Linked DNA regions of Homo sapiens: region 1 is linked to region 2. Evidence: chromatin loops called from intact Hi-C (ENCODE). Cell type or tissue: Caco-2. All regions are shown on one strand. Links, peaks and the distances in the headings refer to the core of each region. The heading gives the core; the rest is flanking DNA.

Region 1 (2,812 bases), core at 239-2,738, 65 kb after region 2:
TTCACCAAGTCTGTGAACTTCAAAAGACGTTATTCATTGTTACATTCCCTGCATCCGGCACAGTACCTGATGTCTGATGGGAACCCAATACATGTTTGAGTGAATGAATATGTTGTATAATTCTTTTTTCTTTATCACGATTGCTGCTGGTGCCGATTGAATTTCCAGAGCTTGCTGTAAAAGATAGGAAGAAAATATGTGGTAACATTGGCCAGTGTTTGGGCCATAAGATGTGTAGAGGTTCTAAGGAAAAATACACTTCCAAACTCATTCACATTGCTGGTCATGTTCAGTTCCTGTGGCTGTAGGACTGAGGCTCCTGTTTTCTTGCTGGCAGTCAGCTGGGGCCACACACTGCTTCTAGAGGTCAACTTGAATTCCTTTTCGTGTGCCCCACTCCATCTTCAAACCAGCAATGGTGTGTCAGGTCCTTTGTATGCTTTGAGTATTTCTGACTTACGTTTTTAGTTGGAGAAACTCTGGGTTCATGTACCTAGATCAGGTCCACCTTAATTATTTCCCTGCCTTCAGGTTAAATGTGCTGTAGAATATGACATTGTCACAGAAGTGAGATCTCATCTTTAGTTACAGGTTCCAGAGTATGGGGCAGAACATTTTTGAATTCTGCCTAGCACAGTGTTTATAGTTTATTGATCTGTAGATAGGTTGGGTAAAGGTTCTTCTTCAGCCAGTAAAATGTCATCTTCTCTGTCTTTTGATTGCAGGGTTTCTATTACCTATGTCCATTTCTTTAAGCCGTTTGGTCTCATATTCCTCTGTGTGTTACAAGAATTGTATCATGTTATCTATTTCATGTAGAAGTAAGCATGAGAGAAATGAGTGTAAATGGGCTGTTGGCCCTCACAGTAAAATCTGGTATCTATTCTAGGGAGATACTCATGTTTTTCTCCTTTTTCACATTGCTGTCGTAGGGTCAGATTCATTTTTCATGGTCATTTTTCTGGTTCTCTTTTAGCATTTGAAATTGAGTAGATTGTTTTGATTGTAAGAATGTTTTTTAAAAGTAAATTTTTATTAAAATGTATATATGGAAAGGAAGACAAATAGTATATTGCTTGATAAATTTTCACAAAGAGACATGCACATGTAATTAATACCCAAATCAAAGCATTAGAATATTTACTAGTACCCTAGAAGCCTTACCTACTCAATAGCTCCCTTAAAGGCAGTTTTTTGCTTGCCTGTTAATTTGATGAACTTTCAGCCTTTGAAAAGTCGTTACAAAAAGCCGATGTGTAAAATGTTTGGAGGATAGGATAAGAATAGGAGGTGGCTCTTGGAAGTTTGTTTGCTCCTGAGTATGGGACCTAGTGATCAAAGATGAAGTGGAACTAGATACTTTATCTTCCCTGTAATAGGAAATACACTCCCATTGTATAACTGTAATTTTTACTCATAAAAATGGGTTTTGCACTCAAAGCAAAAGTAGGCTCTTACTTTTACTGTTAAAATAGAAACTGGAAAACTGTTCTTTAGAAAAGTCATCCTAATGGGTTCAATTTGAGGTAGTTGCTGGTTTTTATATTTTTATTTTTTTGACCAGTGCTTTAAGTTTTTCTCCTGTAATTTTATTAAACCTATGCCCAGGAAAAAGTAAACGGCAAGATTTCAGAATCTGAAAGTTTCTTACGTTTGAAAGAAAGTCCTCCCATGCTTCATTTTTCCTAACAGAAGGTAAACTTTCCATGCTGAACTTGTCTCTATTTTTAACAGAGGACAAGCTTTAGGAAACTGTATTCAAGCCACATATAGTGTGGTAGATTCTGGTGGTGGAGCAGCTATTAGTTATGTTTCTCTGGAACTGCATTTATCATCACTGTTACCAAAAGCATCCTAGGTTCCTTGGGAAGAAGATCTTAAAGTTCTCTACCAAACCACTTTTTTTTTTTGGTGATGCTTCAGTCTCACAGGTGATGCTTAAAACACAGATTCTGATGTGGAGATTTGAGATCTTACAACCATAGACCATATGTTAAACATTGACTACACAAGGATTCGTGATCTGAGCATTAATAGCCTGTTTTTTTCCTAATTGCATGTTTTATAGTAATCCTAACCTTTAATATATAAGATCCTAACCTTTATATTTAACGTCTTAACCTATTGCTCTGTATTTCTTTAATGCCATGGATTATTGCTTACAGTTATAAATGAAATAAGTAATTTTACTTTATATTTTCATTGATATTCAACGAATACCAATTTAAGGAGAGAAACATAGATATACTTTTAAAGAATTTAAGCGTGGCACTTAAGATTCTTTTTATTATAATAAGCATGTGAAGAAGCTCTTTTTCTGTAATCCTAGTTCCCAGGGGCCAAAATGATGATTAATTACAGACAATAGGTTTATAAAAGTAACCGTTTCCATCATAGAAGTGTCATAAAAGATTAAAGGGTGTATCAACAAAATGAACCAGCTTCCTGTGTAAAATTATTAATATTGCTAAATAATGTAGCCTTATATCTGTTACAAAAGTACCAGAAAAATTGCTGGATAATGTGTTACAAATTTTTTACAAATTACATAGATAATCCTCAGTTCTGTTGAATTTCTCTGACATTCTGCTCAACTAGTTTTTCCTGTGCAGAAAAATCTTAACAGGTTGATGTTACAGGAAAAGTGGCATGCTTTTAGAAACCATGACTAGGCTGCCTGAATCAAACATCCTCCCCTTTGAGAGGCCTAGGAAAGAACCATCTCGCTTGGTTGTATCCAGGGTACACTCTCATAGGGATAAAGAGCCAACCAAATAAAAGGGCAGACATATACTTAGCTGTACCTATCTAT
Region 2 (2,812 bases), core at 198-2,697:
CAAGATGATGGTTACCTCTGGAGAGGGAGAGCAAACAGTGTGATCAGAAACAGAGACATCCAGGCTTTCGATTACTACCTGTGATGTTGTATTTCTTTAAAAGACAAGAAAAAATTTGGAGGAAACAGCAAAATGTTAAGGCTTGTAAAAGTCGAATTGTGAGTACGCAGCATTTAACCCACCATTCCCTATATGTTTCTGTATGTTCCACATTTGTCATTGTATATGAGCTAGATAAAGAAGGAGATCAAGATCATCTAGAGGCATAACTTAATGAGATGTAACCCACATATGGCGAATTCCCACCTCTCAAGGATACAGCATGATGAATCTTTACAGAGTGAATTCCTCCAGAGAAGGGTATAGAATCTAGCATCCCAGAAATTTCCTCTCAGTGGCAGCCCCAGCAAAGAAAAAACACTATTGTGATATCTACCACCATTGATTGTATGGTTTTTTTGTTTTGTTTTGAGACAGTCTTGCTCTGTCTTGCCCAGGCTGCAGTGCAGTGGTGCAATCACAGCTCACTGCAGCTTTGAACTCCTGGGCTCAAGTGACCCTCCGGCCTCAGCCTCCCAGGTAGCTGGGTCTACAGGCGTGTGCCGTGACACCTAGCTAATCTCTTTTATTTTTTTGCAGAGATGGGGTCTCACTATTGTGAAACCCAAAAGTCTGAGACAGGTCTCAGTCCATTTAGGAAGTTTGTTTTGCCAAAGTTAAGGATGCGAGCCCATGACACGGCCTCAGGAGGTCCTGGTAACATGTGCCCAAGGTGGTCAGACCACAGCTTGGTTTTATACATTTTAGGGAGATGTGAGACATCAATCAACAAATGTAGGATGAACATTGGTTCAGTCCAGAAAAGGCCAGATGACTCAAAGTAGGGAGGGGGCTTCCAGGTACAATTGGTTGTATTCTACTGAGTTTCAGATGAGCCTCTCCAAAGGAGGCATTCAGATACGCATTCATCTCAGTGAACAGAGGAATGACATTGAGTCGAATGGGAGGCAGGTTTGCCCTAAGCAGTTCCCAGCTTGACTTTTTCCTTTAGCTTAGTGATTTGGGGGCCCCAAGATTTATTTTCCTTTCACGTTGTGTTTCCCAGACTTGTCTGGATCTCCTGACCTTAAACCTCCCTCCCTTCTTAACCTCCTAAAGTGCTGGGATTACAGGCATGAGCCAGCATGCATGGCCTGCGTTTTGTCTTTTGCAAGAAGGAATTGTCAGACGTGTGTGAATGAAAGCAACTCCATCTTAAATAGGAGCTGGGTAAAATGAGGCTGAGACCAACTGGGCTGCATTCCTAGATGGTTAAGGCATTCTAAGTCACAGGATGAGATAGGAGGTCAGCACAAAATATGGGCCATAAATACCTTGCTGATAAAGCAGCTTGCAGTGACGGAGCCGGCCAAAACCCACCAAAACCAAAGTGGCCACGAGAGTGACCTCTGGCCGTCCTCACTGCTACACTCCCACCAGCACCGGGACAGTTTACAAATGCCATGGCAACGTCAGGATGCTGCCCTGTATGGTCTAAAAGGGGGAGGCATGAATAATCCACCCCTTGTTTAGAATATCATCCAGAAATAACCATAAAAATGGGCAACCAGCAGCCCTCGGGGCTGCTCCGTCTATGGAGCAGCCGTTCTTTATTCCTTTACTTTCTTAATAAACTTGCTTTCACTTTGCACTACGGACTAGCCCTGAATTCTTTCTTGCGCGAGATCCGAGAACCCTCTCTTGGGGTCTGGATCTGGACCCCTTTCCTGTAACATATTTACGGCGATCACAAAGGGATTAAAGTGCAGAAACCCTACAGAATCACGCCAAATCATACGGTATATTCTCGTGAATGGCTGACTTCATTTTCTCAGCAGTATGTCTCTGGAGTTCCTCCGAAGAAGCCGTTTTCTAATCTTCAGCACTCATCCAATCAGAAGGCTGGAGCTCTGCGCTCGACATAAGGAAGAACTTCATCATTAACTCCCCGAGCCCTGCAAAGCAGCTGGGAGGGAGATCTAAGTTTTTGGAGTGGATTTCAGGATCCTTTGTACCCACAGCTGTTTAGGGAGCCGGCGTCCTGCTGACAGCTGTAGGTGGATTTGAAAATGTTCCCAAATTCCCTCCTGGCCCTCAGTTTCCCATTTCTCTTCCTCTCCTGATGTCGGCTCTAAATAAAGAAAAAACCAAGTGTCAGGGGCTGCAGAGAGGCTCCTGAGAATGCTCACATCTCAGCTCTCAGACAGCTCACAAGGGGTGTTAAAATAATTAAAGCTGAAAAGGGAGATGTAGGTATTATTTTTAGACAAGCGTCTAAGGTTTACCTGTTATACGTGCCCTTCATTCCTGTCCCTCATTCACTGCCAGCATCTTTTTTTTTTTCATTAAATAGAACAAAAATACACTTAAATTTTATGGCATGGCTAATAAAAAAAAAGGTTAAGTTGAACTCATTTCATCAAAGATTTGTGGTGGGATGACCCACTGTAGTTTTGTTGATGTGTTTGCTTTTTTAACAGACTTTATTTTTTAGGGTGGTTTTAGGTTTACAGCAAAATTGAGCAGAAGGTACAGAGAATTCCCATATACTGTCTGCCTCTCCAACACACACACAGCCTCCCACGCTATCAACATTCCTGCCATCGTGGCACATTTGTAATGGAAACCAAGAGTCTCTGAGACAAGTCTCAATCAATTTAGAAAGTTTATTTTGCCCAGGTTAAGGACATACCCATGACCCAGCCTCAGGAGGTCCTGATGACATGTGCTCAACCTGGTCAGGGTACAATTGGTTTATACATCATAGGCAGAC

The links. A loop is a pair of places that touch in the nucleus more often than their neighbours do. Peaks named below come from ENCODE experiments on the same cell type or tissue, not always from the same donor. Only the 100,000 strongest peaks of a DNase experiment are listed, where the experiment ranks them.
Region 1: a loop joins it to region 2, with 3 times the contacts of the local background. A loop is called at or near these places in 1 of 110 quality-filtered maps.

The regions. Positions count from the first base shown.
Region 1 is chr7:3,323,215-3,326,026 of GRCh38, forward strand. All of the region lies in intron 1 of SDK1 (sidekick cell adhesion molecule 1), which reads left to right. SDK1-AS1 (SDK1 antisense RNA 1) reads right to left here. Exons shown (of 3, transcript XR_001744897.3): 1 at 1-2,812. Among named protein-coding and RNA genes, the nearest start is that of SDK1, 23 kb to the left of the region's middle. In Caco-2, for the core only: no CTCF peak of the experiment used is centred there; no DNase peak of the experiment used is centred there.
Region 2 is chr7:3,258,611-3,261,422 of GRCh38, forward strand. The region is part of intron 2 of SDK1-AS1 (SDK1 antisense RNA 1); the gene reads right to left. Among named protein-coding and RNA genes, the nearest start is that of SDK1, 41 kb to the right of the region's middle. In Caco-2, for the core only: no CTCF peak of the experiment used is centred there; a DNase peak (open chromatin) is centred at 1,371.